Linked DNA regions of Homo sapiens: regions 2 and 3 are each linked to region 1. A link is a contact called in ENCODE Hi-C or POLR2A ChIA-PET data. All regions are on one chromosome and are shown on one strand. The core of a region is the stretch at or near the end of the contact, and the rest is flanking DNA. Distances in the headings are between cores, read along the strand shown.

What was found. A loop is a pair of places that touch in the nucleus more often than their neighbours do. ChIA-PET counts read pairs that join two places held with the same protein, here RNA polymerase II (POLR2A). Pooled maps may share reads with other maps.
Region 2: a map of gastrocnemius medialis shows a loop between it and region 1 (2.8-fold over the local background). The contact joins the enhancer-like site here to the promoter of LINC02090 in region 1. A Hi-C loop is called at or near these places in 1 of 168 maps with a recorded cell type or tissue (gastrocnemius medialis) and 2 of 50 pooled maps. POLR2A ChIA-PET finds 5 or more read pairs at or near these places in 2 of 52 experiments (BJ and activated CD4-positive, alpha-beta T cell).
Region 3: a loop to region 1 is called in a map of natural killer cell, with 2.3 times the contacts of the local background. The contact joins the enhancer-like site here to the promoter of LINC02090 in region 1. A Hi-C loop is called at or near these places in 1 of 168 maps with a recorded cell type or tissue (natural killer cell) and 1 of 50 pooled maps. POLR2A ChIA-PET finds 5 or more read pairs at or near these places in 2 of 52 experiments (H1 and Panc1).

Annotation. Positions count from the first base shown.
Region 1 is chr17:16,986,605-16,990,686 of GRCh38, forward strand. It overlaps LINC02090 (long intergenic non-protein coding RNA 2090), which reads left to right and starts at 1,725. Exons shown (of 3, transcript NR_146886.1): 1 at 1,725-1,919; 2 at 2,311-2,446; 3 at 3,505-3,572. RefSeq lists enhancers at 385-1,215, 1,848-2,067.
Region 2 is chr17:17,148,063-17,152,144 of GRCh38, forward strand. MPRIP (myosin phosphatase Rho interacting protein) reads left to right here. Exons shown (of 24, transcript NM_001364716.4): 12 at 2,082-2,171. Among named protein-coding and RNA genes, the nearest start is that of PLD6, 56 kb to the right of the region's middle. RefSeq lists an enhancer at 2,279-2,358. Within about 2 kb of position 2,034, at least 8 of the 41 ENCODE cell types and tissues checked have a DNase peak (open chromatin) inside an H3K27ac peak, as active enhancers do.
Region 3 is chr17:17,117,526-17,121,607 of GRCh38, forward strand. All of the region lies in intron 3 of MPRIP (myosin phosphatase Rho interacting protein), which reads left to right. Among named protein-coding and RNA genes, the nearest start is that of MPRIP, 77 kb to the left of the region's middle. RefSeq lists an enhancer at 1,705-2,230. Within about 2 kb of position 2,131, at least 24 of the 41 ENCODE cell types and tissues checked have a DNase peak (open chromatin) inside an H3K27ac peak, as active enhancers do; they include natural killer cell, where a contact is called at or near this core.

The sequences.
Region 1 (4,082 bases), core at 475-2,974:
GGGCCAGGGGCTGGCTGCCTTGGGTCTCTACTCCTTGTGTTTTGGCACGATGCTCCTTGGCCACCCCAGCTGTGGCTCAAATGGGCCCAGGTGTGGCTTGGGCTGCTGCTCCAAAGGGTGCAAGCTGTGAGCCTTGGCAGCATGCATGTGTTGCTAATTCTGCAGGCACACAGAGTGCAAGAGCTTTGGGGGTATGGCTGCCTCCCCTTGAATTCAAAGAATGCCACAGAGGGATAGCCCCCATTAGGGCAATGCCCACCAGAATTGTGAGGTTGGGTCTAAAACTAAGACAGGCCCTAAGTACCCGGAGTCATCCTTGACTTCTCTTTCTCTCCCTGTCTCCTTCCCTTCCACCAATCCATTAGCAAACACTGTTGGCTTTACGTTCAAAATATGACCAAAATCATCTGAGCACTTACCACCTTCAGGCCTGCTTCAAGCCACCCCCTACCAGCCCCTTCTCAGAGGCCCCCCCACCCCCAGGTGCCATGTACTCTGTTAGCACCTGAGCCACAGCTGAGCCCTCCACTGCCCAGGAACCTCTGCCACTCCCCAGCTGCTCTGACTAAACACTGGATCTTTATAATGGCCCTGGGCCTTGAACCTGGGCCTTCTCTCCCTGAGCCCTCTGCCACTCTCCCCTGCTCACACCAGGCCAATGCTGACAACTTCCCCTCTGTGCTGTTCCGCTGCCTGGAATGCTCTCTGCCCAGATGTGTGCTTGGGTGACTGCTTGCCTCCCAGGAAGCTTGCCCAAATCTTGCCTCCTCAGTTAGGACAGCCCCGGCCATTCATCTCAAAGGCAAGGGGCACAGAGTATGGGCTCAGTACACGTATGGGGGAGGAGGGAGGGAGGGAGGTGGAGAGGGAGGAGGAGGAAGGGAGGAATGCACAGGCCATTTCATTCCAGCGAGAACAGGTCACAAGGCACACCCAAAAGCAACCCGGGTGGTACAAAACTAAAGATGACCGAAGGCCACCATGAACAGGCGGGAGAGGGCAGCTCTGTTCATCACCCCTGGGGCAGATGTGGAGACTCCAGATGTGTCACATCTGGACAGCCCCTTCTCTGCCCCTTCCTACCCCCTGCCCCGCCCATCCACCAGGGGTTCAAGACAATACAGGAGACAGTTGTCCTCCTCCCAGGACCCTGAGAATGGCTGGGGCTGGGGAAGATGCTCAGTGGCCTTTGAAACTCAGCTTAATTTTGCGCCAAACGGGTGACCCTGCCACCCCCATGAAAAGGCAGAGCACTAGAATGAGAGTCCAGACTATGGACTCTAGTCCTCTTGATGTCCCAAGCTCAGCATGTGACCTCAGACTAGGCACTTAGCCTCTGTGGGCCTCAGTTTCCCCTTCTGTCCAAATCAGGGGGGTTGGAATGTGGTCACCCAACTAAAAGCCCACTCTATACACTGAGCGTCTACAAATACAAGGAACACAGAGTTGATTTGTTAGGAAACCCATCACGTCCATCCTGACCTAGATGGGTTTCACTCTGACGTTGTGCAGTCAAATGCTCTACCCCTGAGCTACACCCCCTACTCTGACGTTGTGACCGCTGCACCTGGGCTGATTGTACCCCAGACCAGGGGCAATGTCACCTGGCACCACCCTTTCCCACTACTCTTCCCTCTCGAGAGAGACTGGGGTTTCACACAGAGCAGTCGAGCCCCATAAATAGCAGCTGGCCACTCACAGGCCAACCCTCCCAGGCCCCAAAAAGGAAGTGAGAGACAGGCAGACACTTCTGTTCTTCCTGCAGAAAGTGCTGCTTCTGCAGTGACTCGTCAGATGCTCCCCAGAGCCCAGCACAGACCCGGCTCCACCCACTTCTGTGGGTTGGCCAGATGAGTGAGAAACACAGGCACAGCCAACGAGAGGGAGCTGAGGCCGGACCCAGGAGTCTTTTTCCTATGGTAGGGGATATCTCTGTGTGAGGAAGCCCCATGGGGAGTCCTTGGGTGAGTTGCCAGGAGGAGGTGACTCAGGATAAATTCCCTTAGGAGGTGCCTTCACTTCTAGATCCAAAGAGTCATCCCCTACCTCCTTAGGGTAAAACTAGATTTTGAGTATCACGGTGTTTGTGGATAACCTGGCCCCAGTGAGTCCCCTTGCAAGGGCCTTTGGAGATGCTTCTGCACATGGACACTAGGAGCCATGAGCAGAGACAGTCCCTGCAGCAGCATCTGAAACCATGAACCCCAGGAAGACAACGTGGCACTGTTTTTGTCAGCCCTGCCTACGCTTTGCTAAAGTCTGTCCATTCAGCTCTTTTTCATGTTGACCGCACCACTGTTTCCTGCCCAGGTCCTGCCTGATATAGTAACCGGGAAAGGGATGAATGTGATGCAATGTGCTCTTGTAATGGAGCATCACAGAACAGGTCAAAGACACAAGCCACACAGCAACGAGCGCGGACAGGCAGGGCAGAGCACAGCTGCACGTAAGTACATTTTAAACACGGACCCCAACATAGCACTAGACATTGTTCATAATGCCTCCCTACATATGTAAAACACAAAAGTGGATTGGAGACACACAGAGGGGAGACTGCAGGCACCTCAGCCTCTCATCCCTCTTCTCATCAGGCCATTTCTGCTCTGCACCAGCGGTTCTCAACCAAAGTGCTTCTGCCTTCACTGTCAGGAGACATGTGGCCATGCTGGGGACATCTGGGGTGTCTCAATGATGGGGGTGGGAGGGATTGCTACTGGCATCTGGGGGTAGAGGCCAGGGATGTTCCCAACCATCCTAGGATGCAAGGGACAGCCCCACCACAAAGCAGGTGTGGCCCCAGCTCGTTCACAGCTGTCTACTTCCTCCTGGCGTAGCTGTGCAACTTGTACAACCACAAGCAACACGTATTTGTTTTACAAGGAACTCACTGGAGACAGCACCCAGTCTGAGAACTTTGTACTATGGAAGGGTTTTGTTTTTGAAAACCGAAATTACAGAATAAATTACAGAGAGAGAGAGAGCAAGAGCGAGAGCGAGAGAGTAAGAGAGAGAGAGAAACTTCACCATATGGGTTCAAATGAGCAACCTGGGTATTCTTGGCTCCTGGTGGAAAGGGAGGTGCTAATCTCAGGTGGGCCCACCTGCTGTGGCATGGGGCTTGGTTTTGAGCTGCTCCTTCCACTCCTGGCACAGGAGGAGCAGATGTTTAGGGCGGCCACGTGACTAACTGGGCAGCCAAGACCAAGACTCCTGTGCACGCTGAAACTCACGTTCTCAGTGGAAAGGAAAGATCTGCTGACCGCTCACTCAGGATGAGGGGTGTGGTGAGTCAGCCGTGGGGCCTCTGTGTGGCCCAGACCAAACAGCTGGTTTTGGGCATGGCAGAAGTCAATGAGGCAAGGCCCTGATGGGTAGCGCTGACCTGAGTGCTACCTGGCTAAAGCCAAGGAGGAGCCATGCGGCAGAATCCGTTCATGCAGCTCGCATGCTACAAGTGGCTGCTAGTGTCTTGTGGAGATTTAAACTTAAAATCTTGCTTCTCAGCCCCATCAGGTACATTTCAGGTGCTCAGCAGTGCACTTGTGCTTTGTGGCTGCCTTCTGGACAGCATGGATGCAGACCGCCTCCAACCATCCCAGAAAGTTCCATCACAGGCACTGAGCCAAAACTGGCCATGGTGATGGAGCTGCCAGGAGGGCGAAGCCCAATCTCACTTTGGTCAACATGGTCAACATGTCAGGGAAGGGTATCCAGGGACAGGTGCCCAGGGGCGGGTGCCCAGCTGCAGAAAGGTCTTCAGGGAACCTCCCTGCTCAGAGGCACTCTCTCAATGTCATCTCCTGCCTCCCAGCCCAATCACACTACATCCTGTCTTGGCTGCTCTCCTCCACTCTGCCCCAAGCCTGAAGCCATCTGTCCTTCCTCTAAGCTCCAGGAGTCTCTGGGAAGTGTTTATGGGTTAACTCTGTTGGAATGCACAGGGATTGCTCAGAATAAAGCTCACCAGCCTTTGTTGGCCTGGAGGCCCTGCCTGCCCTGCCTCTACTGCCTCTCTGTCCTCCCCCCTGGCTCTCTCCACCCCAGCCTAGGTTCCCCAAACACATCAGGCAGGGCCTGCTTGC
Region 2 (4,082 bases), core at 784-3,283, 160 kb after region 1:
AGATGATTGGAAAGAGCCTAAATACCCATCATTAAGGGCCGGGATATGTATTAAATACTCTGAGCCAGTCTTTACAGACTGAAGGAGAAAAGGTGGTAGTGATAAGAAGTAGGGGTAGGAGAGTGTGGGCGGTGGGCCTCTGGTGGTGTCCAGCGTTGGGGAAGTAAGGAGCCTATGTAAGTGTTTGGTTGCATGTGCATAGAAGAGCACTTCCGAGTGTGGTCTGTAGACCTCTGGGGGTCCCTGAGGCCCTTTCAGGAGAGCAGTGGTGGTTAAAATAATTTGTAATATTAAGATGTCATTGACTTTTTTTTGCGTGTGACCATCTGCACTGATGGTGCAAAAGCAATGGGAGGTAAAGCCACTAGCACTTGGCACAGCCCCATCTGTAGCAACAGGCTGGACCAGTGGTCACTGGATTCTTCACTGCCATACATTTTAAATAATTAATCGTTTTAAAATAAATAAGGTCCTTGAAAGAGCAGCAGAAGTTACTAATTTTATGAAGCCTCAATCTTTAAATGCCCATCTTTTTAATATTCTGTGATTTGAAATGGGAAGTAAGCATCGCCTGGCTGCATACTAGAGTGTGCAGGCTTTCTCATGGAAAGGACTTGTGTGATTGAGTTGCCAGCTGAACTAGCAGCTTCTTTTGGAGCACCACGTTTACTTGAAAAACAACTGATAGGCAAAACTGTGGTCATTAATTTTGGGTGTTTGGCATATATTTTCATGAAAATGAACCAAGTTGGCTCATTCCTCTAAGGAAAACAACTGACAGAATTTGTTGCCAGTGATATAATTTGAGCTTCCAAGCAAAAATTAGAACTTGGGAAAATTTGTATTCACCATCATGAACTTCCCTTTACTTACACTCTCCTGATGAAATAGGTGGTGGTATTAGCAAAGGCGATATTTTAATATTACATAATGAAATGTGTAGACAATTGGAAGCTGTGCATAACAATATTTTCCATGTGACCAGTACCTAATGTTACAAAAGCATGCCTGGGTTTTAATGTAACACAGTACAGAGAGTTCATGGGCATGATTTCAGATACCACATTGCAGTTAACCTTTAAGAGCCTACTGCTTGTCAAAGAACAGCCACAACTACCTGAAAAAGCTATTAAAAATACTTCCTTTGTTGTCCGGGGGCGGTGGCTCATGCCTGTAATCCCAGCACTTTGGAGGCCAAGGCAGGCGGATCACCTGAGGTCAGGAGTTTGAGACCAGCCTAGCCAACATGGTGAAACCCTGTCTCTACTAAAAATACAAAAATTAGCTGGGCTTGGTGGTGGTCATCTGTAGTCCCAGCTACTCGGGAGACTGAGGCAAGAGAATCACTTGAACCCGGGAGGCAGAGGTTGCAGTGAGCTGAAATCGTGTCACTGCACTTCAGCCTGAGTGACAGAGCAAGACCCCATCTCAAAAAAAAAAAAAACTTCCGTATTGAACAGATGGAATGCAGAAACAAGAATCCAGCTGTCCTTTCTGAAGACAGATGTTAGAGAGATTTGCAAAAATTCAAAGCAATGTGACTCTTATCACTGATTGTTAAATCAGATTTTTATTTTAAAATGAATTTATTTTATTCTCAAATGAACAAATATATTTAAATTTTACATTTATATTAATATATATTTTCATATATATTTAAATGTATAAAATATATTTTATAATATATTTTAAAATATATTTAAATATTTTTAAATTAAAATTTTTAAAATATTTACATTTTAATTTCTAACATAGTAAATACCATCAATAGATGAAATCCACCTAACAGAAGCTCTTCTAGGGCCACCAGTTTTTAAGAGTGTGAAGGGATTTCAACAGCAGCATGTTTGAGGACCACTGGCGTGGACTATCTTTGGCTGGATACAGGGACAGATGGTGGTGTGATTGCACCCAGTGAGGGGCCTGGGTCATGCAGTAGTAGGATAGACGGTGTCCTCACTTGTCAGTGTGTATACTATTAAAAGTAAAGTCAGTGCAGAAAATCACTTACGGAAATTTGCTCATCTAGGCATTGGTTCTACTTCCTAAAAATCTCAAGACATTCTCACTTCCCTCGGCAGGCAGCCGACTTGGATGGAGAAATTGACTTGTCCGCATGTTACGATGTCACAGAGTATCCAGTTCAGAGAAACTATGGCTTCCAGATACATGTGAGTCCAGGGATGGAAGTGGGGCCACAGGCTTGACAGGCAGGGATGCATGTCAGAGTGCCTAATGTCTGGGCTGGGGGCACTTCTGGACAGGCCTGATGCAGCGTGTATGGTCAGCACTTAGTCTTTCCCACTACCCTTGACACCTCTGTCCTGTGGCACCTGACCCTATTCCCCAATTTGTGATGTGAACAGTACATTAGACGTTAGTATCTTTTTTCTGAAGACTGCTTAAAGCTTTTTTGTTTCTGAAGGTTCCTTTTTTCTTTTGTTTTTTGTAATGCTGGAGTTGGGGCAATTGGAAGGATGTGGGGTATGGGGAATAAGAATGAAAGTGTTAGTCAATTATTTACATCCGCTTTTTACTCACTTATTCATGTGTTTGTTCATTCATTTACTTACAAGGCTATTTTTTCCCAAAATCTTGTGAGGTACTCAGATGAGCAAGGCATTGCACTGTTCTCAAAAAAAAAAAAAAAAAAAAAATCTTATTGGTAGGACAAAATGGTTCTTATTGGCTGTTTCTTCAAAACTGTGTGGATCAAGGACTGCCTGCAGTCAGCCAGACTCCAGGTTAAGAGCACAGTCCTCCTGACTGCCACATCTGCCTCCATTTCTTTTTTTTTCCCCCAAGACAGGGTCTCACTCTCTGTCCAGGCTTGAGTGTAGTGGCACAATCATGGCTCACTGCAGGCTCGAAATCCTAGACTCTAACGATCCTTCTACCTCAGCCTCCAGAGTAACTGGGACTACAGGTGCATGCCACCATGCCCAGCTTATTATTATTATTATTATTATTATTATTATTATCATTATTTAGAGAGACAGGGTTTCACCATGTTGCCCAGGAGGGTTTTGAACCCCTGGGCTCCAGCGATCCACTTGCCTTGGCTTCCCAAAGTGCTGGGATTATAGGCATGAATCACTGTGCCCAGTCCTGCCCCCACTTCTGACACCAGTTGTGAGTCCGGAGGTTTCCAAAACCACCTTCAGTTTCAAAAATTCACTAGAATGACTCACAGGATTCAGGAAAGTACTGTCTTTACAATGAGTTTTATTATAGAGAAAGTATGTAAGTCAGAACCAGCCAAGGGAGAGCCATGTGGAGTAGAATCTGGGACTGGGGGAGTCACAGATGCCAAAAGTTTCTGCATCCTTGGGGACACGGTGTCCTCTTAGCCCTGATGTGGGGCAGTGCGCAGAGCATTGCCCGGAAGCCCACCTGAGCCCCGGTGTTGAGTTTTAGGAGGCTCTGTAGCTGCTGTGGTTGATGGAGTTGTTGTCCTCATAGTTGAACTCCACCTAAAGCCCTTCCCGCCATGGTTGGCTACTTTCACATGGCCCAAACCCCAACCCTCTGATTTAATGGGTTTCCTCTAATTTCCTGCTTCTGGCCAGGCCAGCCTCTACCCTGAGTTGTCTTGTCAGCATGAAGTGTTAGGTGGGGTCCCAGGGTACCACCATGAGTAACAAAGACTCTAGTCATTCAGGAAATTCCAAGGTTTGGAAGTTACCTCCCAGGAGCTAGGACAGAGGCCAGGCCTCTCTTTGGGTAAAGTTAGTTCGTCACTCGCAAGGGCTTTAAGATGGGTGGAGAGTGTGATGAGTAGAGAGCTGCCCCCATGGGGCTGGGCCCTGGCCCTGGGACTTGGTTCTCACACAAGGCTAGACTCTGGTGGGCTCACCTGTAGCAGGGTCATACCTTCAAATTTTGGGGCCCAGAAACTCAATTTTATTGCTGTGTTGAGAGTTGATCCAGTATTTGGGGCTCACTCAGTTTGGCCCAACTTAGAGGAGACTGAAGTATAGACCCAAAGGCCAGTGTGTTCATTTACTAAGAAAATCCTGGCCGCCAGCCCACTGGGCTGCTGGCTGTGGCTTCCTGCGTGCAGGCATCTGCGAGAGGAGCTG
Region 3 (4,082 bases), core at 881-3,380, 130 kb after region 1:
GCATGTGTCAGGATTTCATTCTTTTTATGGCTGAATAAAATAATATTCCATTGTATGAATATTGCATTTTGTCTATCCATTTGTCCACTGATGGACATTTGGGCTGTTTCCACCTTTTGGCTATCGCGAATTATGCTGCTACGATATGATTTGTGTATATGTTCGAGTACCTGTCTTCTGTTCTTTTGGGTATATATCCAGTAATCAACTTGTTGGGTCATATGGAAACTGTCTGTAATTTTTTGAGGAACTGCTAAAGTTTTCCACAATAGCTACACCACTTTACAATCAAAACGAGGCCTATATTTACTACCATTTTACATTAGGGAAACTGAGGCTCACAATTTGCGACTTGCCCAGAATCACAGAGCTAGTGAGTGCAGAGCTAGGACTTGACTCCAAGGGTAGGCTCTTCTTGGCTAGAGAGCTCTGAAAACAGATTGCTTAGAGTCTACCTTAGATCTCAGAACTTCTGCAGAGGGAAACAGCTGGGAGAGCAGTGGTTTGTGGCTCCAGCTCTTCCTCCTGTCCTGGGCTGATGGAAGCCCCATGAGCTGGTCTCCCTGGCCTGTGCTGTAGGTCCAGCCTAGGTAGCCCTGGCTGGCCAAAGCTGCCTAAGGTCCTGGGAGTCTCACGGGGGCTGTGTGGCTAGCCCAGGTCATGGGGTGGTCTCCCGGCCCTTCTTTCTGCAGCCAAACTACTTCTAGGAGCCTGATCTAACAAATCACAAGCCTCTCTTTTGAGGATGTGCTGGGGACCACCCCAAAAGCCATCGGGTGTAGAATGGGCATCCAACTCTTGGCCCAAAGTCCCTCTGGGGTTGCAGGACCCTCTCTGGGGTCTGCCAGGTTGTAGCATGCAGGTTTCATGTGGGACACCTGAAGGGTGGGGAAGAGTGCAGAATCATGGCTCCCTTCCCAAGGAGGTGATAGGACCTGGAATCAGACCTGACACCTGAGGACAGGCATTGGGATGAGGGCTCAGCCCAGCCTAGGGGCTGTTCCATGCAGCTTCAGGAGGCTACAGTGTGGAGGATGATTGTGGAACTGCCCTTTGAACCATGAGGACTGTGGAGTACACCAGGACTGGCGGTGACGACTGGGAAGGGGGAAGGGAGTTCTGCCTGGTGGGTACCTGCTAGGCCCATTGTCAGTCCCTAGGCGTGGTTGGCCTAACACTTCTCTGAGTTGTGGCACAGAGGCCAGGCAGAGGCTTTGCTTACTCTGGGCCTGCATGGGATCATGACCCCTTTTCTGCGGCTCTTTCCAGTTTCCTCAGAGGACTTGGGCTTTGGGGATATCTGTCTGTGGAGAGTGCTGCTCCCTGGGGAGGTCTGCAGCCCCAGAGGGACTTTGGGCCAAGAGTTAAGTGCCCTTTCTACACTTGATGGCCTTTGGGGTAGTCACCAGCACCTCCTCAAAAGAGAGGGGCTTGTGATTTGTTAGATCGGGCTCCTAGAAGCAGTTTGGCTGCAGCAAGAAGAGCCGGGAGACCACCTTTGACCTGAGCCAGCCACACAGCCCCCATGAGCCCTGCTCCTGTGTTGTGCCTCCCAGGATGTGGGTTCCAGGGGCGCCTAGGAACTCAGCTGGTGCTCCCCAAGGGCTGTGTTCCTTCCTGAGAAAACTCTGGAGCCAATGTCCTGAATTCCAAAGAAAGGAAGGACCTCTCCTTAGACCTGGCTCGAGCAGCCAGACCATGTCTGCAGCACAGCCCACCAGCCCAAGGGAGGAGGGAGGTGGTGTTCCTGCCTGGGCGCTGCCTAATCAGGCCATAGCTCAGTGAAGTGCCAGGCTGAAGGCAGGGGCCGTGCTGGGCAAGTCTCCACGTGGTCCAGGCTGGGTAGCCCTGCCTACAGTTTCTCTGATAAACTTAGGCATGACCTTGTGCAAACAATTGTTAAGTCCAGGGAGGAAAGATGCCAAGGAGAGAGGGGCAAGGGTGCCAGTCAGAGAGGACCACACTTGTTCTGGGTGGCCCACAGAGTGCCACGTCCCATAATCACTTGGAGCCCCAGCTTGTACATTTGAAAGTCAGAACAATGATGTGCCTGCCTCCTGAAGCTGTCATCAGTACCTGTAGCTACTCAGGGCCTGGCCACAGTGAGCACCCAGGAAGTGGTGAATACACTTCCTGCTTCTACTGCAAGGCAATTCCCTGTGTCCTCCCTAGAACGTGCCGAGCTGCCTGTCCCTGCCAGAGTGCAGATGAGCAAGGCGACCGCTCAGCCCCAAAGTTTGCAGACAAAGCTTTTCATACTCCTTAAGTGGGTCACAGTGCATATGAAAAAATAATAAATACAGTGCACATGGTAGAAATACTGACTCACCGTTTTCCATTTCATGTGCATGTGTGCACTTGTGTGTGTGCTCATCATGGTGTGAATGTGGTGTTCCATGTGGGCCTTGGTTGGATGAGTTTGTGAAACATGCTGTCTCAGGACCTCAGGTGTGGGGGGAAGTCAGGTTTCACCTTGAAATCCCCTTTCTGACCTTGAGATTTTGGGAGTAATTCTTTGCCCTAGGGGAAAGCCTTTGTTTCTTGGGTCTCTGTTTTCTGGTCTGAATGAGGGATTGGGGGATAAAGGGAAGACTCCCACCCAGGTCTCACGTGCGACTGGTTCTGTAACAGCAGCTGCCTGGAAGGAAGGTCCTCCTGATGATAACGCCAAACAGCCTCTCACCATATTTCTGCTTACTTTCCTCTTGTTTCCCTCTGGCTCTTAGAAGCTTGCCTTCCCACACTCATGGGGTCAACAAGAAACAAAGGCCTGTTTTCCCAAAAGTGCTTCTGCTTGGGCCAGGGGTGTGGTGGAGAGTCCCCGGTTGGAGAGGCTGCTATAGCAGTATTATCCTAACCCAGGAAGGTCACTCTGGCCTCTGACAAGATGCCCTGGCTGCAGTGCACAGAGCTTCCAGCCTCCCATGGGCCTGTGGACAGAGGACCGGCAGGAGGAGCAGGGTGTGCTCATCTCTTTGGAGAGAAGCCTGAGTCCTGTGTCCTCCTGCCTAAACAATCTGCAGCCTGTAGCAACTCTGCCCCTTAGCTGGGGTAGGGTGGAGCCCAGAAGAGGACCAGAGGCTCCAGATAGCTGGAGGGCTATGTGGGGGCTGAACCCATAACTTGGTGACATAGCAGAGTCGATGGCCTACAGAGGGCCGTCTCTTTTTTTGGAAAATGAATCAAACAAAACTAGGTGAAGCTCAGCCTCCTAGGAAACCTGGATTCCTGACCTCTGGAGGTATAGAATTAGGGCAGGAAGCTCATCAGAGTTGCTTTGCTGACAGCGTTAGAGCTGAGGCGTTCCTTCTGGCTGGATTTGGGTTACAGCCTAGATATTTGCCCTTACTCTCGCAGCACAAGATTCAGGCCTACCCAGACACAGATGGTTGTATCCTGCCCCCTAGGCAGAGGCAGGGGAGGGGAGAGGTGCTGGCTGAGGGGCTCCCTGGAGCCATTGGTTGAGTCTGTTCAGTCTGGAAATGCTGCTGAGTGCAGAGCAGCAGGGGGACCAGCTCTGGAACCAGAGTGCCTGGGTTTGAATCCTGACATGGCTACTTCCTAGCATTGTGACCTTAAATCAAAATTACAGTTCTGCGTTGTTTAATGACAGGCACACATCCTGAGAAATGTGTTTTCTCAGGCAGTTTGGTCCTTGTGTAAATATTCTAGAGTGCACTTACACAAAGTTAGACAGTACAGCTTATTGCACACCTAGGCTTTGTGGTAGAGCCTATTGCTGCGAAGCCATAAACCTGTACAGCATATACTGCAATATCACAAGCAGTTATAACACAGTGGCAAGTATTGATGTATCCAAACCTAGCAAAACATAGAGGGAGCTGTTGACTAACATCGTTGTGCGGTGCATGACTGCACCTAGCTTCTTAGCAGTCTGCTTCCTTGTCTGCGGGATGAGAGTGACAGTAGTGCCTGCCTCATAGTGTGTTCGGAATGTTCAGTGAGAGGACACGGGAAGAGTTTGCAGCAGTGCGTGGTATTCAAGGGCATGGGCGCAAACATGAGCACCATTGTGCCCTGCGCCTGTGCTGGTGCTGTTGTTGCTGCTTCCCCATCGGCAG